3 separate regions of the Mus musculus genome follow, and regions 2 and 3 are each linked to region 1. A link is a loop called in an ENCODE intact Hi-C map of the cell type or tissue named here. Cell type or tissue: left cerebral cortex. All regions are shown on one strand.

The links. Hi-C counts contacts between places; a loop is a spot of excess contacts. Peaks named below come from ENCODE experiments on the same cell type or tissue, not always from the same donor. Only the 100,000 strongest peaks of a DNase experiment are listed, where the experiment ranks them.
Region 2: a loop joins it to region 1, with 4 times the contacts of the local background. A loop is called at or near these places in 6 of 42 quality-filtered maps.
Region 3: a loop joins it to region 1, with 2.5 times the contacts of the local background. A loop is called at or near these places in 6 of 42 quality-filtered maps.

Annotation. Positions count from the first base shown.
Region 1 is chr7:3,386,265-3,394,264 of GRCm38, reverse strand. Cacng8 (calcium channel, voltage-dependent, gamma subunit 8) reads right to left here and starts at 223. Exons shown (of 4, transcript NM_133190.3): 1 at 1-223. The coding sequence starts at 40. In left cerebral cortex, no CTCF peak of the experiment used is centred here; DNase peaks (open chromatin) are centred at 3,050, 3,412, 4,098, 7,155 and 2 more places; H3K4me3 peaks cover 5,049 bases; H3K27ac peaks cover 3,205 bases.
Region 2 is chr7:3,328,276-3,336,275 of GRCm38, reverse strand. Prkcg (protein kinase C, gamma) reads right to left here. Exons shown (of 18, transcript NM_011102.4): 16 at 7,134-7,241; 17 at 6,308-6,448; 18 at 5,177-6,130. The coding sequence ends at 5,942. It overlaps Cacng7 (calcium channel, voltage-dependent, gamma subunit 7), which reads right to left and starts at 3,451. Exons shown (of 6, transcript NM_133189.5): 1 at 3,240-3,451. In left cerebral cortex, CTCF peaks have their summits at 4,572 and 5,926; DNase peaks (open chromatin) are centred at 5,148, 5,452, 5,930, 6,393 and 6 more places; H3K4me3 peaks cover 2,657 bases; H3K27ac peaks cover 2,193 bases.
Region 3 is chr7:3,450,988-3,458,987 of GRCm38, reverse strand. It overlaps Gm35037 (a long non-coding RNA gene), which reads right to left and starts at 6,678. Exons shown (of 4, transcript XR_881797.1): 1 at 6,521-6,678; 2 at 6,300-6,350. In left cerebral cortex, a CTCF peak has its summit at 4,984; DNase peaks (open chromatin) are centred at 1,718, 2,530 and 7,740; H3K27ac peaks cover 924 bases.

The DNA.
Region 1 (8,000 bases):
ACAAACCCCTCTCTTCATTCCAGCGTTTCAATGACTCCAGTTTCACCACTGGCAACCGGGGGGCCGTGGGCCACCACCGGGGCAGCGGAGGCGGGGCCGTGCCGGCGGCTGGGGGGATCACAGCACAGGCAGAAGCTGGGGGGCCTCAAGGGGCCAGAGGGGGCCGGGGGCAGCGAGCAGGTGGCTGCAGAGGCGAAGGTCAGAGTGAAGCCATAGTCTCCAGCTGGTGGAGGCAAAAGAGAGAGGGAGTTAGTTCTCTGAGATGGCATTTTTTTTTTACCCAAAACTGCTTGCCTGCTAAATTCTACTGAGAGATTATCCCTCACTAGCCATATACTAAGAGGTCATAATCCAGTCCCCTGAGTTCCTCTTCTGTGATCACCTCTGTCCTCTTGTGAAGCCAGCCCTCAATTCCAACCCTACTGCTATCTCCTCCTAAGGATGCCCCTGCCTCTGTTCACTCCTCAGAGCCCCCTGCTCCCCACTACCAACTCTCTCACATATCGTACTCCACACACATACTCCTGCACCTTGTAGGTTCACTGCTCAAGAAAAGCCGATTCATACGTCTCCAACTGTGCCTCTCTAGTATCTCTCCAACTTAGGAGCAGCAACTGTCAGAGACTAAGTCAGGGGATGTAGTTGGTAGGTGTTGGCCTAGCAAAGCCCTGGGTTTGATCCCAGCCACAGTATAAATGGGGCATGGTGGTGTATGCCTGTAATGTCAGCACTCAGTAGGTAGAGGCAGAAGGATCAGTTCAAGGGCGTCCTTGGCTACATAATAAGTTGGAGGCAAGTCTGGGCCACTTGACAGCCCATGTAAAGGAAAAAGAAAATGCTCACAAAGTCCTTTTCTTTTCTTTCTCCTTCTTAGCAGGATGCCAATCTCCCCAAAAGTTTCTGTGACACCTGCATTTCTTCTTATAATTTTCTCTACTTAGGAAACATAAATCCCTCACTGTCCCCTTAACTTAAAAAAAAAAAACCTTTCCAAGTGACCATCACTATTCACAGGAGTTCAATGTCTGCTCACTGGTCCTAACACTTCCACAGTTTTGTCCTAATAGGCCTCTCTTCCTCTCGTAGCCTCCGTGCCTTAGGAACTAGCCTTGCACCTCGGACACATCTCTGAAGTGCCAGAGGATTCAATAAAAATTCTGATGCCTGGACTCCTACCTGAGAAATCCCAATTTAATGGATCTGAGAAATAGTCAGAGCACCTAGGGTTTTTAGAAAGCACCCTGGACTATTTCCAAGTCCCCTAAGTTTAAGAGACTATACCCCCCACCTGCACCATTTGGACTCTCGGTCCCTCCTGTACTGTCATCCATCTCCCTTCCAACCCCAGCAGCCGACTGTGGTTTCAACTCAAAGAAAACTCTGTACTCTGTCTTGCTTCGAAGCATTTGGAACCTGGCCTCCCTTCTCCCTACAACTTACACAAACTCATCTTTTCCACTGCTTTCTTCTCCATTAAGAAAAATTTGCTCTGTGAGCACCACAGCTTCCCCACTCACAGCGATTACGCCCTCCAGACCCCAATTTCCTTCCATTCAGAAATGTCCTAATATCTAACCCGTCCAAAAATGTAATCGCCGTCTCCTGTTCTGCCCAGCATGCCCTGGCTCTTGCCCTCCACAGAGACACCTCACCACAGCTTCAGTAATTTCCCAGTTCTAGATGCTCTCAGGTGACTCTGCCGCTATACTCTCTTCAACATATTAGAACCTGCCCTCCCAACTTTTGTTTTTAAAAACATCGTAGAAAATCCCCTTCCTTTTGCCCACTTCTTCCACCCACCACAGCTTCTAGCACCTCTTTCATGTAGGAAAATCCCCTCTGCAGGCCCCATAGACTTCTCTGGAACAACCCCAGCCCTTCCCCATAACAATTTCACCTGTGCAGAAACTTAGCCCCCACCATCTCAAAAAAAAAAAAAAAAAAGGCGGGGGGGAGAAAGGGAGAAAGCTACAAACTACAACTCTCGGGATAACTCATTGCTGTGCATTCATTTCTGTCTTCTATACAATCCCACCATAGTGCCTCTTCCTCTCTGTTTCCTTTACCTGTTCTAACCTCTTCCCTTGACTTCTTTCCAATCCCCCTGTAGGAAAGTCTGGAAGCTCTGAGGATGAGAGGCAGCAACCAGAAACCCTGGGTCCTGGTACAGGGTGACCTTGGCCTCCCAGTTTCCTCTCCCTGGCTCCACCGCCCCCACCAGCTGGCCCTGGACTGGGTCTGCTCCCAGGAGGGGATGTAGAGAAAGGTTGTCTATGGGGGGGGTGTCTCCATGGCAACGGGGCCTAGTGCCCCACACGTGTGCTCCTGCCTTCTCTCTCTCATTCTCTCTCTCTCATTTTCTCTCTCTCATTCTCTCTCTCTCTCTCTCTCTCTCTGCCCCCCCCCCTTTCTGGGCTCATTCCAGCTGTCCATTTTCCAGGCTGGCCCCTGACCCGGACTGAGTTTCTCTCTTGCCTCTGGACATGCCTTTGCCCCTCACCAGTACCACAGCAGCTACCTCCACTATCTTAACAAATTGTTTCTTCCACAGACGTGAGCTCTGGTCCTGAGATGTACCTCTTTCCCATGCCTAGTGGGCCCTACAACCTGGAATTGAAGGAAAAGGGACCAGGAGGGACTTTCTTCATCAATAAAGATTTTTAAGAGCTTTTTGTTTTTGTCAATTTGAGAGGCAATCTGTTTTGCTTTGGAGACTCTTCATTGAGTCCATCTGCAAAGGAGAAAGGAATAGGGGACCCCCCCCCAGTTCTAAAGCTTCTGGATAGAAGAAGGGATCACAGTCCTTCATCTGAGAGACCAGCTTTTCTCAGAATCAGGGGGATCCACAGAACCTTAATTCTACACCCACCCACCTCCGATTAATAAAAAGATCTCTCACCTCAGTTGACGATAGGTCAACTCTCCGATGCACTGGGGAGGGACGTCCAGCCCCTGTTGCCAGCACCCCCCCAAAAAACACCTCTGGGCTCCCAATTCTTGCTGCTTCCCCCTCCCCCAACAGCAAGGGACCCAGGCGTCCGACCTGGTTGAGACGGGATGGAGATGAGGAGGCGTATGAAGAATGGGGGTGTAGAGTGAGGGGGAGGGGAGCCGGGGGTAGCTCGGAGCTTGGGCGGTCAGGATATGAGGGTCGGGATTTAAAAAAAAAAAAAAAAAAAAAAAAAGGTGAGGAGACAATTTGGTTTTCGTGTCGCTGGGTAAAGTGCGGAGCTGGAAGAGAGAAGGAGGGAGGAGGGAGGGAGGGGGAGGGGAGCTGCTGAGGGATGGGGGAGCCTCCGAGAGGAGAGGGATTGGGGGGAAGGGAAGTGGTCGGGGAGCAGGGTCTGAGTGGCAGAAGGAAGCTGAGGAAGAAGAGAAACAGATCCAGAGAGGGAGGGAGATGAAGAGAGACAAGGAGAATCGGAAAAACAGAGAGATCCAGAGACTGAGAACAGAGGTGGGGGAGGGAAGGATTTGGGGGAGACAGTGACTGGTAGCAGAAGGAAGTTGAGGAGACACACACAGAGAGAAATATCCAGAGAGAGAAGGGGACAAAAGCAGGAAGAGATGCAAAGAGAGAACAGCAAGAGATGAGGGAGAAATAGAAGGGTAGGGGGAAGCTGGGGGAAGGTGGGGGGGGGGTTGAGAGGAAGAGGGATGGGGTCTGGGCAACGGAAGGGAACAGGAGTAAGAGATAAGGGAGAGAAAAGGGAGGAGAGACAGATGGGAAGAGAGAGATTGAGAGGATGGGAAGAGGGAAAGAAATAGAGGAAGGGGTGATGAAGAAATTGGGGATGGGGCAAGGGGGGGGGAGAGAGAGAGAGAGAGAGAGAGAGAGAGAGAGAGAGAGAGAGAGAGAGAGAGAGAGAGAGAGAGGTTGATTGTGGGAAACGGGACCATTTCAGGTGCACTGAGGAAGTCAGAGATAGAGGACACCTCTGCTCCCTCTCACCCGCACCCCAATCCCCTTGATCCCTACCCCCAACCCCATTTCAAAGCCACCACCCCCACCCCCACTAGCCTCCATTTCTTCAGCATGGCTTGCCGCCGCCACCGCCTCTTCCTGTTGTCATAGCAACAGGATCCAGGCGCCCAGCCAAGGTTGGCAGCGGCGGCCGGAAATAAGGGGAGGGCCTTTTTAAAAAGACCCCAGGAATGCCCTCCCCACCTCTTCCCCCCCCCCCAAAAAAAATCAAGGAAAAGCTCAGCTTCCCAGGTCTTTTCTCCTCTTTTCTCAAGTAGCGGGGCCAAAGATTGCTTCCAAATGAACCATCATTCATTTACAAGCACAGCAAGCATTTTGAGTTTTACCAACAATTTTCTTTTTCTTGGTACCCTCTGCTTCCCCATTGCTTAACCCTGACGGAAAAGGAGGATGTCGTTCGGTTCTCATCAAGACAAGAATCAGGCTGGGGAACAAAGAGGATAGATAAACGCATTCAGGACTGGGCTGGAGAACTAGGCAACAGTTGTGAACATAGCTGTCACTTCTAAAACTAACCAGTGAGTATGGGATGGGCCAATTTCAGGTAGGGAAAAAAAAAAAAAAACAGACGATTTTAACTTTGTTCTTGGTCTGAGTTTCAGGAATGTCTCCTGGCTTCTGGGTGACCTTGGACCAAACATTTCCTGTCCTTCTAAACTCAGCCATTCTGGGGACCAGAGTTGCCTTGAGACAAAATGATAACAGCCTGGAAAGTCGCCTCACTTTTTTTTTAAAGGACGATGTAAATTGAGCCAGGAGTAGTGGTGCACATTTTTGATCCCAGGGAGGTAGAGATAGGAGCATCAGAGTTCAAGGTTGTCCTTGGTTACATAGGGAGTTTGAGGTCAGCCTGAGCTACATGGGCATGGGGGGAGGGGGGAGGGAAAACGACACCATAAAAAAATCTTAAGAACTAGCCAAGGTTTGTCTCTCTTGGGCTAGACAGCCCACAAACCACTTTATCTCAGGAAATTCTTACAAAGTATCTGTGAAATGGGCAGGCTGAGACTCTGAGATGTGAAGCCATTCACCCAAGATCACCCAGGGGATACGAGGCAGAGCTGAGTTGAAGCAGCTTTTTTGTGGAGAAAGACCAGCAATGGGTGAGTTTCAGAGACTTTTTTTTAATGTGTGTGTGTGTGTGTGTGTGTGTGAGAGAGAGAGAGAGAGAGAGAGAGAGAGAGAGAGAGAGATTGAGGAAGTATTCGTGCCACGGCAAGCCCCTGAAGGTCACAAGATAACTTGCAAGAGTTGGTTCTCTCCTTCTGCCATATGGGTCCTGCAGACAAACCTCAGGTCATCAAGCTTGCATGGCAAACGCTTATATGGGCCAAGCTATCTCGCTGACTCCGAGAATCATTTAAACATACCTTTACCAGGCAGTCCTCTGTCCTGGGAGTTACAGAGGACAACCTAGGCTCCTCTCTACATCATTGCCTGGATATATTTTCTATTTCTTTGTATCTAGTTTCTCAAAAATTGCACTAGTCTCTTTCTTTTTTCCCTCCTTGTTTGTTTGTTTTGTTGTTTCTTTTTATTTTATTTTATTTTATTTTATTTTATTTTATTTGGGTCAGCATCTCAGTTTGTAGCCCAGGATGACCCAGGACTCATTCTATAGCCCAGACTGGGCAATCTTCCTGTCTCAGTTTGGACAGGTTTGTATCAGGACACGGGTTTTTTTCATGAGAACTGCTTTATCTCAGTTCATTTCATCCCCACCATGCCCCTGAGGGGCTGGATTATGAGAAACATCCTAACACCTCTGGCTTAGAAGCAAATAAAAACAACTCTTAAGGGAAGGAAGGGGGCCTGGAATCCACTTGTCGGCTCTGGTGTGCGCATCATCTTTTCCCAGGGAGAGGACTATAGCAGACTCCACCATGACAACCGATATAAACTGAGCTTTTACTTTACAGACTCAGCGCCTTGTAAGCATCCTGTCTTGGAGAGAAGCAGTTCAGAGGTTAGCCCTGTACTGTTTTATTTTAATGACTTATTTCTCTGCTTGTTGTATATATGTATGGACACATCTTTGCATATGTGTACAGGTGCGTGCGTGCGTGTGTGCGTGCGTGCGTGCGTGCGTGTGTGTGTGCGTGCGTGCGTGCGTGCGCGTGCGTGTGTGCGTGCGTGCGTGCGTGTGTGTGTGTGTGTGCGTGCGTGCGTGCGTGTGTGCGTGCGTGCGTGTGTGTGTGTGTAACGGAAGTCCGCGTCGCTATCTTCTTCATGCTCTCCATCTTATATCTTGGGACAGGGTCTCTCACTGAGATTGAGGAGTCTGTTAGACTGGTCAGGCAGCAGAACTCAGGCTGTTTCTGTTCCTCTTCCCTTCTCCTGAGATTATGGGCTCTGCCACACTCAGATGCTTCCATAGGTGCAGGGAATTTAAACTCAGATCTTCACGCCTTTGCTGCAAGCCTCTCACTGGCTGAGCCACCTGTACAACTTCTAGTTATTTGTTTTTATTTTAAAGACAGGTTCTCTTGTGTCGCAGGCTGGCCAGGAATTCACTGTGCAGTCAAAGATGACCCTGAACTTCTGATCTTCTTGTCTCTATCTCCTGAACTTTGGGATTATGGGTGTACAATACCATACTTAGTTTTGTTGTTGTTGTTGTTGTTGTTGTTTTCGAGACAGGGTTTCTCTGTGTAGCCCTGTCTGTCCTGGAACTCACTCTGTAGATTAGGCTGGCCTTGAACTCAGAAATCCGCCTGCCTCTGCCTCCTGAGTGCTGGGATTAAAGGTGTGCGCCACCAACACCCGGCACCATACTTAGCTTTAAGTTGCTTAATTCATTTCATTGTATTTCTTTTTCTGTGCAATTATAGGAAATAGGAGGAGTATGCATGCCATGATATTTATGTGCATACCAGAGGACAGTCAGTGAGAATTGGTTCTCTCCACAATATAGGTCCCAGAAAGGGAACTCATCACATCAGGCCTGGTGCAAGTACCTTTTATCCAATAAGCTATTGGGGGCGGGGGGGGATGTCTTATTATGTAGACTAGATTGGCTTTAAACTTCTATCAGCTTCCCTTCCTGAGCCTCTCAAGTGCTGGGATTTCAGGCATGCATCATCATGTCTAGTTTAGCTCTCATTTTATAGACATAAAAACTGAAGGTGAGAAAGAGAAGCATGACACATAGCTAGGAATCGACGTCAGCTGACGTCAACATTGGGTATCACATAGTGAAGTCACGCCAGGGTTTCCCAGCCTTGCTGTGACTGACATCCACACCAGGTGTGACTTTCTTGAGGGATGTATTTCACATTGTGGGAGACTGAGCAGCAACCCTGGCTGGCACCCACTAAAATTGGCAACCTCTCTCTAGTTCTGGTAACCAGAGTATTCCTTCAGACACTGCCCAGAGTCCCTTTCAAGATAAAAATCAGCCACAGTTGAGAAATAGCAACATAAAATAGCCACTGGAGGTAGGGGATGCCAGCTTTATTTTTATTTTAAATTAAAATCAATTTCCTAAATAACTCAACATTGCTAGTAACTACTTTTTAGAGTTAAAAAGAACTAAATAGTACATGAGGGATTTTAAGAAAAACAGTTTGCCAATTCTACTCCAAGTCCTGTTCCTTGTGAGAAGGAGCTGCTAGTGGGGATTTTGTTGTTGTTGTTTTAGGGTTCTATAGTTTATTTTATACACATGAGTGTTTGGCTTGCATCTATGTATGCACACCACATGTGTGCCTGGTGCTGGATGAGGTCAGAAGAGGGAGTCTGACCTTTGGGATTTGAGTTACAGATGGTTGTGAGTCACTGTTTGGAGGCTGGGAGTTGAACCTGGATGCAGAAGCAACAATCACTTTAAACCCCGAGCCATTTCTCCAACCCCACTGTGTGTGTGTGTGTGTGTGTGTGTGTGTGTGTGTGTGTGTGTGCGCGCCTACGTGCACATGCCAGTGCAGGTGTGAACAACAAAAAAAGGGTGTTGGTGCTATCTATCACTTTCTGTCTGTTCCTTCGAGGCAGGGTCTCTCCCTGTGCCTGGACTGTG
Region 2 (8,000 bases), 58 kb after region 1:
CCTAGAGATGATTCTTGACTCAAGCCACGTCTTAGACCAGAAATCCCGAGTATCAGGATTCTGATTAGATTACAAATTCTCAACCCAAGACAAAGTCCCCTAGATCCAACTTCCTATGTTGCTGTGCAAGCCCAATTCTAGAAGCCAGACCTTAGGAGATTCCTAAAGCTTTGAAGTAAGCCAGTAACTCAGAAACTAGCTTAATCAGCAGCTTCACATTTGAATGTGATAATGCAACCCCGACGCTGCCCTGATTTAAGTCCTCAGCTGTGAACACTACACCTCTCCCCCAAGGACCTGTGACCACAATTTAAGCAGAACTAGAGTACTAGGCTTAGACACTAAGTGACGGACGGACAACTTGATTTATTTGGAAATTCTATCACATGCTACCCAGCTTTAACTCCATGCTCTGACCTGGTCAATTGAAATGTTTTCTTTAGAACTGTACCTGAATCACATCCAATAATCTCCAAAGTAGGTCACCACTCACAGCTCCCTAACCCCATAACCTGGACTCCCACACTTGACTTCAGGCCTACTTAAGAATTTGAGCATCGTTGATACTTTTTGGATGCTTATCTTAACCTTAATGCTCAGTTGATTATTTTTTAAAATCACGTGTGTGTGTGTGTGTGTGTGTGTGTGTGTGTGTGTGTGTGTGTGTGGTGTGTTTACATGAGTATGAGCACACATGTGTGGTGGTCAGAAGACAACCTTAGGTGTCAGTCTCCTTCTACCTTGCTTGAAATAGGGCCTCTTGTTTGCTCCTTCTCATGCTAAGCTAGCTGGTATGCAAACTTGAACTAGAGATTCTCCTATCTCTACCTCCCTCTCACCATAGAAATTCTTCTATTACAGATCCATGCTATCTATCATCCTTACATGGGTTCGAGGAATCACAATTCAGAGCCTCACACTTCTGTGCCTTATGCTTTATACTCTAAGCCACCTCCCTAGCTTCGGATCAAATCACTTGTACAATCTTAGGTCCAAACCTAACTCTACCTTATCCAGGCAGGTCTGTGATCCTGGGGTCCTGGAATCTGTTCCAAGATATTAAGACCCAGAGATCTGAAGCTATGATTTGGATTTGAGACTTTCAAGAGCTTGAGCTGAGCCCCTCAAACCCAGCATTCACAATCAGAAAGCTCCAGTAAAACCAATCTCCCTTGCCCAGTAAACAAGAAAACAGCACTCTGAACTGGCTTTCCAATCATAAATTCCCCATCTCAGCCGGGCGTGGTGGTGCACGCCTTTAATCCCAGCACTCGGGAGGCAGAGGCAGGCAGATTTCTGAGTTTGAGGCCAGCCTGGTCTACAAAGTGAGTTCCAGGACAGCCAGGGCTATACAGAGAAACCCTGTCTTGAAAAACCAAAAGAAAAGAAAAAAAAAAAAAAAAAAGAATTCCCCATCTCCATCCTCCAAATTCTACCAGACTCTGGACTCTGATATCCCATGGTAGAACTTTTCAGTCGGTAATATCTAAGTCCTTTCTGTATTCTCCAGTCAAGAAATACCCAGTTGGTTTATATCTGAGACCTCCCAAGTTCTAATTAGGAGCTTAAAAGTTCTAACAAGGAGGTCCTAAAGGGTTCAATTTTTTTTGTATGTATGCATGCATTTATCATGTTTGTGTGTTTATGTGTGTGTGCATGTGTGTGGTCTCCATGGCACTCATGTGGAGATACTTTCGAGAGTTGGTACTTTCTTCTGACTATGTGGGTCCCAGGGATCTGGGGTCATCCATCAGGCTCAGAAGCAACCACCTTTACCAACCAAGCCATCTCAACAGCCTCCAAATTCTTTATCTATAATTCTTACACTACCACGCCCCTACAAGAAATCTCTCCTTGACACAAAATGCAATAATGTGCACTCAGGACTCACCTGAGTATCCCCAAGCTACTCTCAGCCAGAGTCCTCTATGACCAGAGATATACCCATCCCCTTAAAAAACAAACTCTGGGTAGGTGTGTGTGTCTACATGTGGGGTATGTTCAAGAGAATGTACCCGAGTCTAGAGGTGATGGATACATTGGAAGAAGCCAGAGGTGATGGGGCCTCTGGAGCTAGTGTTGAGAGACAATTGTGAATCACCTGACAGGTGCTGTGAAACAAACTCGAGTCTTCTGGAAGAGCAGCAAGTGTTCTTAACTAAACTATCTCTCCAGCTCCCACCCACCATCTTTTTCATTACAAAGTTTGAGACACCTCCCCCAAACATTTTCCCAATATGCAATTAAGACATGAGACTCTACTTGGCTCCATCAGAATTCTGTAAGCTTTTGGATTCTACTCCATCCCAATAAAGACCATAGAATCAGAGTCACCACTTACATCCTGGGGTTCTTAGGTCCAGAACCCCTCACTTTCAGCCCCAGCCTCGTGGAGGACCCAAAGATCTAGATTTAACAGAGCTGTCTAGCTTTTCTTCCCATCCCCCTTCAAGTGGCTCTGGGGCTTGACCGCCAGCTGCCTGCTCTGCTTTCAGTACTCAGCTCATACAAGCATTATCTACCCAATCACCGGACTGTCTTGGTCTGGGGAGCTGACCTCAGCCTTCGGGTCTGCTCCTCCTACTAGACTAGCAGTTGGGGAGCTGGACCTTTCCAATTCCCCTCACTTCTTACATTAATCCCATTCCTTCTCACGTCCAGTTCATCTTCTTTCTACCTGACCCACACAGCTCTTTATTCTGCTGCCATTCCACCTCTGGGACACCCCCACCTCCACCATCACCAGGCCTGGAATCTCCTTCTGATTGATCCTTTACGCCAGCGTTTCCGCGATCTGGATATCTGAATGGCTCAAGTGCCATTCCTCAAAGCCCAAGTCCAAACTCCATCTCCCTTCGATATCCTTGGAGTCCGTAACTCTCCGCTTTATTTAGGACCCTTTCCCAGACTCACGGCTTGCTCTTACCGGCCTGGGCCCTCCTCCTTCGTCGTGATCCGCTTCCTCAAAGACCCCGCCTAGAGCCTACCCAGTGGCGACGGTCTCTTAACTCTCAAACACCGAGTTTGTTTTCTTACTCTCGGACCCTCGGACCCCAGGTCCTCCGGGATCCACCAGGCCCAAATGTTCCTCTATCCGCCAAAACCTTCCCAAATTCAACATTGAAATCCTCAGGATCCCATACCTGGAGCCCCTCTAACCTCCCCCGAGCCCCAATTCCGGCTGAGAGTGGTCTAGCTCGGAGCCCCCTTGCCTCACCGGACCCTCCCCTCGCTCTTACCTCTCTCAGGGCTGGGCGGACGCTCCGGGCCGCGGGCCCCGCAGCCGCATGACCGGCCCCGCGGTTTTCCCCGGCCGCCGCTGCCGCCACCGGGGTCTCCGGTGCCCGCGCCCCCCGCCCCCGCCCCCGAGCCCGGCGTCCCGGCCCCCTCCGGGCCTCCCACCCCCCACCCCCCTCGCCCGCGGCCTCACTCAGCGGACGCAGCCGGGAGCAGGGACCAGCGGCCGCTCATTGGCTAATGCGGAGGAGGGGAGGGGCGGGAAGGGAGGGAGAAGGATGCAGCGAGGGAATGAGATGAGCCTTCAGGATGGGGGGAAGGCAGGGAGGCAGGCAGGGAGGGAGAGAGAATAGAAACAGAGGCAGAGAGCCCAAGAAGGAGAGAGAGAGCAAGAGCGAGAGCGAGAGCGAGAGAGCGAGAGAAGAGAAAAGAGAGAAGAGAGAAGAGAGAAGAGAGAAGAGAGAAGAGAGAAGAGAGAGAGAGAAGAGAGAAGAGAGAGAGAGAGAAATATTTTCTGGAACTCACGCGTCCTGAGACTAGAAAAGACAGACAGAAAAGAGGAGACAGAGATGGAGTAGTTTCAGGTGTCCCCACCCCCACCACTCCAGCGGCTCAGAGATTTTGAGGCCCTGGGAGTAGAGAGGTCAGAGAGCCCCAAAATCCAGGCAAGGAGAGCTCAGAGGCCTTGGACCAAAGGAAACTGAAATCCAGGGACCTTAAGCTTGTAGGAGATGGGATGGGGAAATAGAAAAATAGAGAGAAATAGACGAGAGAGAGAGAGAGAGAGAGAGAGAGAGAGAGAGAGAGAGAGAGACTGACTTTCTGAGGAGAGACAGCAGGGGCAAGCCAGGATGGGATATCCCCCTGACGAGGACTGGGGCTGTAGCCAGGCAAGGGGCGGAGCCTGGGGGTCTGGGCAGCTGAAGAAGGCGGGAAGGGGCGTCCCGGGCCGGGTCCCTAGAGCAGCTGGCGGGCAGGCGCAGAGCAGAGCCGGGTCCTGCAGCCGCCGCGGAGCTGGGAGCGGGGCCAGCACCCCCCCCCCCCGCCGTGATGTCAGCGGGGCCACTCTTAAAGGGGCAGGCTGCCCGCCGAGGGTCGAAACTTGGACTGGGGCTTTCAGGAACGTGATAAGAGTACAGGAGAGGTGATACCAGAGAAAGGGGTAACCTCAGCCTCCAGTTGGAGTGAGACTCGAAGATCCGGAGGAGAGATGCCAGGCCTTCAAAGGAACCTGCTAAGCTTTTGAGGTTCTGTCCCCTCCAAACACACTGACAGGGGCACCATTCTGCTGGCTTGCCCGATCCAGAGACTACATTCCCCATCAGCCCTGGCGGCCAGAGGACAGCACCTGGGGAGGGGGGCAGGGTCTTCTGCGATGTCTGCTGGGAAACGTAGTCTTATCTTGATTGGTCCCCTTCACTCCCTGCTCTCCTCCACACGTACTTGCAAAGTGGGTCAGGGGAGAAAGAGGCCGGGAGGACGTTTCTGCCTGTCTTCTGCCTTGCTAACTGGTTCCCAAGCTTCCAGGTTCTGGTTCTCTCACCTTCTGTAACATGGGGTCCTTCTGAACAAGTCTGTCTCCCCACAGTAGGCTAGCTTTTCATATTTCTTACCAGGACTTCTCTAGATTCTGGTGTATGTTGTCTGTATCTGCACTTTGCTCTGGGTGAATATGAGTGTGTGGTAACTGGGTGGAGGGTCGATCACTTGCTGACACACTGGTCAAGGGTTATTCATTGAGTATGTTACCAATGTGGTCACATCGGTCTTCTCAGAAAAAACGGTTTGCATGGCGCTCTCATGCAAAAGTTGTCTTCTCTTTTTATTTTACAGGTCTGTGCATTTTCTCTCCACCACCCCCCATGTTTGTTTCTATGTACAGCCAGCCCACCTCCGCACCCACTTCGCCCCCTAAGCTTTACAAGAAAACATCCAAACATTTTAGCATCAGCATCCCAAATTTATTCTCCAGCAGCTGTGTCTGGGTGGGAGAGGATAAAGGAAGGGGGTGGGGAATGAGAAAGTCCCAGAAAGTTGCAGGCACTGCGGAGGACAAGGGCTGTGTGTGTGTGTGTGTGTGTGTGTGTGTGTGTGTGTGTGTGTGTGATTCCGACCAAGGCTGGAGCCATGCACGGGGCAGGTGAGCATTGAGGGATTCTGGAACAAGTCTAGAACAAAAGCTGACTGAGAAAAGTAGGGGGAAAGAATTCTTGGTGCATGCCAGGAATCCCCAGAGCGTGGAAGGGAGGTGGTCTGGAACGCTGAGCCCAGACTCCCACTTAACTCTACAACTGAAGTGGAGGTAGGAGGAGCCTTGAAGGATGCGGGGAGCAGATCTGGAGTCTTAGTCTGGAGCAGGCAATCTCATGAGACTATTTTCCCCAGAATGGTCTAGGGAGAGAGAAGGCATAAACTACCAAGTGGGGTTTCTGGGAAGAGTTGGAACAGTATCCAGATGTTGGGGGTGGGGAAAATCAGGGCTCAGCACAACGGAATCTAGAACACAGAAAGGCTCTAGAGACTCTTTGAGTTTAAAATGCCAGCAATGCTGGGAAACAGCGTCTAGAACTCGTTGGGGTGCGTGAAAGAGGCCAGAAGGCTAGGTGGGTTAAGAGACCTAGAATTCGGACTAGAGAGGGTAGATGGGTGTTACAGCCGGCTTGGCGGAGGGAGCACTGGGGACACCTAGCGGCAGCAGATGAGATTACATGACAGGCACGGGCACAGGGCTTGTGGGGCTGCGGGCATCTGGGTGCACGAAGTCCGGGTTCACATAAGTAAAGCCCTGGAAATCAGCTTGGTCGATGCTGGCTAGAACCAAGCGGTCTGGCGGGGTCAGTGCTGGCGCTGCCCGCGTGAAGAACTTGTCAAAGTTTTCGCCACTGCGGCCACACTATGATACGAACGAAAGGAAAATTAAGCCCTGATAATCAAAATCTATGCACATCCCCGTGGTCTCTGTTCGTCCCTTTAGGAGCATCTCTGCAGAAGGGCCCCCCACCTCCACATACAAGTTTTGAAGCTCGGGAGCCCCAACTTCCAGGGACAGGAGTTTGGGAGGGCAACTGACCGGACGTGGTCTGAAAGGAGGTGCAATTTCCAGTCTCTCCAACCTCTCCCAATCGATCCAACGGAAAAAGCCATGAGCCCGGATGGTGGGTTCCCCATCTGGCCCTGAGCCCAGGCGTTTTCCTGGGTGCTTGGTCAGGAACTGTGGAAAGCACACAGAGAGGACCTGTCAGATAGCTCAGCGAGTAAAGGCACTTGTCACCATGTCTAATAGATGATCTGAGTTCGATCCCTAGGACCCACACGTTGGAAGGGGAAAAATTACTCCTTAACATTGTCCTTTGAACTCCACATCTGTGTTCTGATGTATATGTGTGTGCGCACACACAAATCAATAGGCTAAAAATTAAATTTAAAATGCTTTTAAAAATCAAGTGTGGTGGTAAAAGAGTCAGAGAGGGGGAAATAGAGACATAGGAAAAATCCAAAAAAGGAGGAAGAGGGGAGGAAGAGATGGGGAGAACTGAAGATCTCCTATGGGCCATGCACTTTCTTCTGCATCAACCAGGGAGAAGAAACTGAGGCTCACAGTTTGGATGACTCAGCAAGACCCATGAAGAATATGTCATGGGGATTAGGGGTAATCTGACCCATCCAGCTCTAGAGAGACAGGCCTTGCCCTTTCAACATTTCCTGCTGTGGGTCAGGGTGAGGCAGAGGCCGCTCTTGGTCTGGGATGACAGCGAGGTAGCAAAATATTGTTCAAAACGACTTTTACAGAAGATGGCTGTAGGAAGGTTTGAGTGACAGGAGCCTTTTTCTGAAAAAGATGGCCACCGAGGTATATGGGTGGTGGGTCTGAAAAAGCTGGGAGTTGGAGTTCTTACCCCTTTGCAGATGGCCACAGCTTCCCGGGAAAGTGACTTGGGATAGGTGACAGTTTGTTCCATGATGGCTTGAAACAACTCTTCCTCATCTTCCCCATCAAAGGGTGGCTTTTAAGAAGGAGGCAGAACTAAGTCAGAGGCTTGAGAGGCAGCCTTTCCCAAATGTGCATCCACCAACATCCACTTCACACAAAAGCATCCTGATAACGCATCCCCACCTCTCCCCTATGGCCAACCGCCTTGGATAAAAGCAAGAAAACGATTCCATTTTTGTTTTGTTTTGTTTTTGTTTTTTCGAGACAGGATTTCTCTGTGTAGCCCTGGCTGTCCTGGAACTCACTCTGTAGACCAGGCTGGCCTTGAACTCAGAAATCCGCCTGCCTCTGCCTCCCAAGTACTGGGATTAAAGGCGTTGGCCACCACTGCCCGGCAACGATTCCATTTTCATCTCTAATTCCTCATCATACATGCCCTAGTTCTGTGCATCACTCTACTGTCTGGCTCTCTTTTTCTGCTATGTAAATCTGGCAATATGTCATCTAATGGGGGAGGGGGTGCAGGAAAGACTGGAAATGATTATCCTCACTGAATAAGGGGCTGAGACTTCTGTGATTAGGAAAGGCAACACAATGTGAAGGTTTTGTTTGTTTGCTTGTTTGTCTATTTTAAGACAGGGTCTTATGTAGCCTAGGCTATGACTGCCAAAGATGACCCTGAACTCCTGATCCTCTTATGTCTGCCTCTTAAGTGAAGTGCTGGAGGTACAGGCGGTGGATACCACATACAGTTATCTCATTTTAAAACAACGTTCCATGTGCATACTACGGCTTTCACACTATTGTAGCCTTTGATATGGTTCAGGCTGCT
Region 3 (8,000 bases), 65 kb before region 1:
GGGGGTCACCATGTTAAGTGAAATAAAACAGACTCTAACAGCCAAGTCTCATCTATTTTCTCTCATATGTAGAATTAGCAGGTGAGAGGAGGACACAGAATTGGAGGGAAGATGTCTAGGGATATAAAAGGATGTCATTGGGGTGTGCCTGCATGCATGTCTATATGAGGATATCATATCCCTGGAACAGGAGTTAAAAAACAGTTGTGAACTGCCATGTGGGTACTGGGAATTGAACTTGGATCCTCTTTATGAGCAACGAGTGCTCTCACCAGCCTCCCTCTACTTCCCTGTCTGCTGCTGTGATAAAATGTGCTTGCTGAAAGCAACTTTCCTTATACTTCTGGGTCACAGTCCATCACTGAGGGAAGGCAAGACAAAAGTTCAAGGCAGGAACCTGATGGCAGGCATGCTTGATTTGATGCAATCAAGTAATTCACTCCACAGCCAAAGAATAGCAAAAACCATGGGCAATTTTCTATTGCTAGCTCGACAGCAGACTAGTTTTTACTTAGCCAGCTTTCTTATACAGCATGGGCTCATCTTTTCTAGGGATGGTGCCACCTGCAATGGGCTAGGTAATCCTACAGGGCAGTTCCTTGTGGAAGCGCCAAGGATCAATGCAATTTAGGCAATCCCTCAATTGAGGTATTCTTTTCAGATGGCTCTAGGCTATGTCAAGTTGACAGTTAAAATGAACTGGGACAAAATCGATAAGGGATATCCTTATGCCCTCTTCTGACCTCTGCACATGCACATAGGTGAGTTCACCTTCGCGTGCGAGAGTGTGTGTGTGTGTGTGTGTGTGTGTGCATGAACATGTGCGCACACTTGCACACAACAGGCATGCATGTGCGCACACATGCACACACACACACACACACACACACAAATAGATCTATCTTACATATAAAAAAATGTTAGAGAAGAAAGAAAGATATGTGAGGCCTCAGTGGGAAGGCTGCCATCTGCCAGCCAAGGACAGCAGCTTTTGTAATTTTACTGTTCTTGAACAAGGAAAAAAAAAAAAAACCCACGTCCTTGGAGAACTACTGACATTTGATCCCCAACTTTCAACCTGCAGACTGTGAGAAAAACGAATTTGTCCTGTTTTGTTTTATCGTCTGGTCCATCCCTGAGGGCCGTGCTGGAGAAGAAGCTGAGAATTATGGGACTAAAACTCTGTTGTTTGCAGCTTTGGATAAAAGGTTGGGCTGAGTGAAGATGGATAATTTCCTTTCTCATTGTGAACAGAAGATCTCCAATGAGGTTCCTGTTTGTGGGGAGGCCAGCTGTCCCTGACTTCACAAGAATGCTGTATGGGGGTGAGGGGCTCTCAATATGTTGGCATCTGTGATCTTAAAAGAGTAGGGAAGGATTTCTCAGGACACATAGCAGTTGTGGCTGCCTGCATGCGCGCGCGCGCGCGCACACACACACACACACACACAAAGTTAATGGGAGTGAATTTGTTCATAATACATTGCATACATTGAGATAAGGTGGTCACCCTATTGTGAGCACAGAAGTTGTATAAGATGTAGGCATGCCAAACAATACATCATCTAGTCAGCAAATAGGCCAAAGGAAGGAACATGCAGTTCTCAAAAGAAGAAAGAACGAAGAGCCAAGAAATATATGAAAAAGCATTCCATCCATATCTTTAGTCATCAGGGAAATGCAAATCAAGGCTACATTGAGATTCCATTTCACCCCACTCAACATGGCTATCATCCAGGAAATCAGAGACAAAATGCTGGAAAGAAGGAACTGAAATAGACCCGTTATTCATCGCTGCTAGGACTGTAAGCTGATGCAGCCACTATGGAAACCAGGATGGAGGTTCCTCAAAAAAATAAAAAAGAAACAGAGCTGGCCTATGTATTCTGGGCATACACGAAAAGGAACCTAAGTCAATATAGTACAGAGACACTTGAGTGTACATGCTTATTGCAATACTGTTCACAACAGCCAAGATTTGCAACCAATGATGCCCATCAACCAAGGAATGAATAAAGAAAACACACAAATGCACAGGAGAAGAGAATAAGGGACTTGGGAGTACTTAACCCAATCTATATCCCATCCCATCCTCACAGACCTCAAAGCTAATAGAGAAAGACAGGGTGGAGCTTGCATAGTGGTGCACACCTTTGAACCTAGTAATTGGGAGGCAGAAGCTGGTGGATCCCTATGAAGTCAAGGCCAGAGTGGTTTACACAGTAAGTTCCAGGACCAACAACTGGGCCTGTGTAGACAGATACTGTCTCAAAGAAGAAAACAGTGTAGACAGATTGAAGAGTCAGAGGTGATAAATTCTTACAATGAGACAGTTTTGTGGACACAGCAGGGCAGCTAGCTGCATATATGAACTCACAGAAGTTCTGACGATATGCACAAGACCCGTGCAAGCTCAAAGTGCCACACCCTCGATGGAGAGCTATTGATAGCTTCTAGGAGAGTCAGTTTTCCTTAAAGGTGTGGCCCCTGGTGGATTGATCACGATCTGTGGGATGGTCCTACATTTGAGTATTTAGGCAGCAATGAATTTCATAAGAAAAAGACAAATTGAAATTGAGTAGGTAGAGAAAGGCAGTGGATCTGGGAGGAGTTGAGGGTGGGTGGTAAATACGATCGAAATACATTCTGTGAAATTTTCAAGGAATTAATTAAAATACTATTTTAAAGGGCTGGAGGATGGCTTAGCAGTTAAGAACATTTGCTAGTTCTCCAGAGGACCTGAGTTAGGAAGCCAGAACCTGTACTCGGGTTGTGGGGATCTGACATACCCACACGTAGATATGCATAAAGAACATTCTTTAAAATACTATCTCTCCAGCCCCAAAATACTGTCTCAAAATATAATAAATACACAAGATAGTTGCATTTAGACATAAAGAAAAATGGAATTGTGACCTTTTCAGGAAAATAATGGATGGAGTTGGAGGTCAACCAAACTCAGAGAGAAAAATACTGTGTGCTTTCTCTCATTAGCAGAATCTATATTTACATACATGTGGTTAAAAAGAGGGGAGGAGAAAGGAGAACAGCAGGAAGAGGGGGAGGACAAAAAAGAGAGAGAGAGAGCAATGGCAGAGGGTGACCATGAACAAGCTGCAGTACTATACATGTATAAGATGTCATACTAAGGGCTGACATCATTCATGAAACCCATGGTCCAGTCCCAAGCATCGCTGGATATAGTGGTGCATTCCTGTAATCCCAGCACTGAGGAGGTGAAGGCAAAAGGATCAGAAGTTTCAAGGCCGTCTTTGGTTCCATAGACAAATAAAGGGCAGCATGGTCCCTATCTCAAGGAGGTGGGGGGAGGGGAGAGAGACTGATACCATCTCGTATGACGCATCTTATTTACAAGACAGAAATCAAGGTGGGATCGGGCTTGAAGCTTCTTCCCTGCTGGTTAGACCTCATCTTGCCAGAAAGTGCTTGCTCTTCAGAATGGTGGGGGAGAATTGCCATCAACAGCATTATTCAGCTGGGGACCCTGTGTGAACACTACCAAACAGCCAGACACATGCTGTAGCAATGGCAAGTCTGCACTGGGTAACTAATTGCTTTCTGATTGGACTTGAGGCCTGCCTTACAGGAGGGAATTCATATCTGGTACTATAAACACAGTCAAACATCCGTGGCTGGCTGGGTGCTGTTACCTTTAATTTTAGGATTCAGGAGGCAGAGGTAGGTAGGACTCTGAATCTGAGGCTAGCCTGGTCTATAGGAAGCTCCAGGCCAGCCAGGGCTACATAATGAAACCCTGTCTTGAAACTAAATAAAAAAGATAAAACATGACTTCTCATCCACTTTCCTCTTTCAGTGCTGGGATGTTGTCTGGCTTGAGCCTGTGCAGCAGGTCTTATGTATGCTGTCAAGGTCTCTGAAAGTCCTTATGTGTGTCAGGGTTTTTTTCCCCCTCTGTCTGGAAGACACTGTGTTAGAGTTATCCAGCACCTCTGGCTTTTGCAGTCTTCCCTCCCCTTCTTCCAAATAGGTTCCTGAGCCTTGAAGGAGGGATTTCATGAAGACATCCCGTTTAGGCCTGAGTGTTCCAAGATCTTTCACATCAGTCCCTCACAGCTACAAACCTTTCATCCTGCAGTGGTTACCGGCCTGTAAGACATACTGGTGCAGCCATGACATAAAGCTTATGGGAGTAGCCAACCACTTTTTAAAAACTATATTTAAGGCCCACTCCATGAGATGGGGCCCATATCTGACACTGTTAGCCTGTCATTGCAGAAGGCCTGGGCTTGGTTTCCAGCACCAACATTAGGAGGTTCACAGTGGCCTGTAATTCCCGCTTCATGGGATCTGACAGCTCTTCTGGCCTCTGTACACACACATACACACACACACACACACACACACACACACACCTTTTTAAGTTAATAAAGAAATGGGTGTGATCATTCTATCAATTTCCCCCATCATCCATCTATCAATTTCCCCCATCATCCATTCCCTTGGGTACAAATCTTCTGTCTGGTTGGTTTTGAGTTTGTGTTCTGGAACTCTCTATGTAGAGCAGGCTGGCCTCAAACTCACAGAGGTCTGTGTGCTTCTGCCTCCCGAGTGCTGAGATTAAAAGCGTGGACCACCATGCCCAGCAAACTTGACCTAAATCTTTGCCTGTGACCTTGAGCACCATAGAAGGTGTGTCTAATGACCTTCATAGGCATCTTAGGTCGGAAAGACTTCCAGTCACTTTTTTATATTAGCCAGATGCAAGAAGAAGCAGCAATCGTGTCAGCTCGGTAATTGAAACGCTTTGGCAGGCTGCCTGCAGCTGCAGAGTTAGAACATTCAGCTATTTCTTTATCCCCACCTGGACCTCCTAATCCTCCCCTGCTCTCTCACAAGCATGCAGGCCTCTCATCTGCAACTACTGTACTGGGAATGCATCTCCTCCGTCAGTCACCTAAGGACACCTGAACCCTCAAGGGGTCCTTTTGTATATTTCTAGGTTCTCTCTGCAGTCCCACTACACGCCTCCAGGTAGCGCTCGTGCAAAACTTATATATTAAAAAAAAAAAAAACAGGGTTCCTCTCTCTCTCTCTCTCTCTCTCTCTTCCCCCCCCCCCGTTCTGTGTCCATTCCCCTCCCCCCCCCCCACACCCCATCTCAGTAAGCTGGCCTCAAACTCTTTATGGAGTTGAGGTTATTTTTGAACTTCTAATCCTCCTGGTTCCTCCATTTCTTGAGCGATGAAATTTCAGGCGTGCTGTTACACTCAGTTTATGTGGTACTGGCTTTGTGTATGCTGAGTTAGAGCCTTCCCCTTTCCTCCTCCTCCTCCTCCTCCTCTTCCTCCTCTCCTTCCTGTTTGTTTCCCCCTCCCCCTTCTCTTCCTGCCTCAACCTCTCTGATAGCGCCACTAGTGTCAGAGAAAGCGTCCACTACTAATTAAGCTCATTTTACCAGAGGCTTTAGTGGGCTACTGGTTTCCTTCACCAGGCCCCAGGAGACCAGACGAGACCGTCATAGCATCCCCTGTCATATCATCTAACGGAACTTTACAAGGGTTTATTTCCAAAACCATAAAATTCCCAGTCCACTTGGGTCAGCTCGGTAAGGAAATCCCCTGTGCCCTTAGCTGGATGATGAGGCCAGTGAACTGCTCACCGGTTTGGGTTTTTCTATCTTCACACTTCTGCTGCCTGAAAAGCTCACCTCCCGCTGGCCTGCCCTCCTTTCGCAGCTCACTCAAGCGCCTGGCCTTTGATTTTTAATGGTGAGGTGCTGCTTCATTGGGGACCAGCTAGATCTTTCTGCTAAATCCTTTACAGATTCGCTTTTTAAATTCTACTAAGGAACACAGGCAAACAAACCATTTGTTGTTGTGATCTGGCCTGTGAACACTGCAAACAAACCGAAACCAAGGAAGTGCGAGGCTATACCTGGCCAGCCACCTAAACTTGTGAAGCCATCACACGTTGAGAACTGTGATGTGATCTCACAGACACTGGAAAAAGGCAGAACAGAAACAATTGAAAGGTTTCATACCCCAAGTCCTGCGAGGCTTAAGTCATACTCAGCTCTTCCGTGTGTCTTACTCTTTCTCTGAGAACCTCTTTCAACTTACTGCTGGGCTTAAATCTGTGTAAAATCCCCATTTAATAAATGTCAATATTGTTTTTTAAATAGACAGACAAACAAACAAGGTGGACAGTTCCTAAAGATAGTCTCTAGACCCCCTGTGCATATGTAAACACATACACCCCAGCTTATTCTAGATGCATACATTTAAAGTCATTAAAATGAGAGGTGTTTATCCCCTTACCTGACTGAAGGCCAGAATGTGGTCATCTCAGTGTGGATTGACTCAGGAGCTCTGTGATATCGTAAAAACAGCAGTCAATTGATCGCTTGTGTTTATTTCTCCCTCTCCCTAGAATTTTCCTTTTTTTTTTTTTTTTTTTTTTTTTTTGTAATCAGCCCAGTATATACACAAAACCAGAAACTGTATCACTAAGGTGCATTTTATTCAGAGAGCTGAGCCACCTGACAAGATAGTGGCTTATCGCCTTAAAGATCTGCCTTTCGTGCCATCTTTAACTAGCAGCTTTTACAGGGAGGGGAAACAAAGGCAGCCAGTTCTTCCAAAGTTTCCTCTTGCCCCTCTGGTCAAGTGGCCAGTCTTGTCTCTGAGATGTGTGGACTTAGAGCTCGTCCCCTTATCCTCGCCTGGGGGGAGGGGGGCGTGTCACAAACATCAAGGTCCTGAGGCTTTGGGTGGCATCTAGATTGAAGGTTAACTCAGAGCAAACAAACAGAGAGGAAACCAGGGATCCTTCATGGGACTCTTTGTCACATTAATAAAAGAATTTAAGAAGCTGGGCAATAGTGGTGTGTACTTTTAATCCCAGTTCTTGAGAGGCAGAGGCAGGCCTATCTGTGAGTTCAAGGCCGGTCTGATCTACAGACCACATTTCAGGACAGGGGTGAGGTGAGGTTGGGGGCCACCACGACAGGACCGAAATGGGGAGTACACTACTGATAGTTTTGTAATGTAATGTGTGATGAGGCGACAGGAGAGGTGTCTTAGCAGGACATGAGAAGGGGGATGTGGGAAAGAAAGGGGACAGAGAGGGACAGAAAGAGAGAGAAAGAAGGGAAGAAGCCAGCCCAGAACAGGTGGAGAAAGTGGGGGAAAGAGGACTCAGGGTGGGGGGGGGTGGGCGTGGGGTGTAGAGACAGACAGACAGAGAGAGAGAGAGAGAGAGGCCAGAGAAAGGCAGAGGGAGGCCAAATAGACCTTTTCTAGCAAGCCAGGCTCCTACCTGGCTGTTGCTAGGTAACTGTTGGGTGGGGTCCAGAAGAAATGCTAACAACTGTGAAAAATGGATCTAAGAATGGACACAAATGGAAGCTTATGGACAATGTTATTAGAGATTAAGAGAAACCCCCCACCCCCGGGGAAGGCAAACTGTAAACTTCAGCTCTCCTCTGTCTTCCTCTCCCCCTCCCCTTCCCGCTTCTGTGTGAGTGTATTCTTATACTACAGAGTATGCAGTCAGTGCCCCATTGTCACCCTGACCTAGCATTTTGACCAGCACTTGCCTGTTAGCCAAGTCATCACACCACCAGCAGCCTTTCCCTCTCTTCCGAAGTGACTCACAAACCTCCGAGAGCCTGCAAGTCTGCGCTATGCTCCCCAGACATCAAAGGGGCAACTGGTGGCTCCTTTCCACCTACACCCCTGTTGCCTGCTGGTGATTCAGAGAAAAAGCTTTTCTCCAGGCTTCTCTGAAATCTGTAAGAAGCAATACCCTGAACTCTGCCTCTTGAGTCCAGCGTCTCCTCAGAGGCCACCACACCACCACCACCAGCACCACCCTCAAATTCTGCCATATATCTGCCCATGGGGTTAAATATTTAATAAACTTCTTAATCAAAAAGATGACCCGTCTCAGTGTCCCCTAAATGCCAAACTCAAGACTTTGCTCTGCCCAGCTCTCAACCCCTGCCCCCAGCTTCTTGG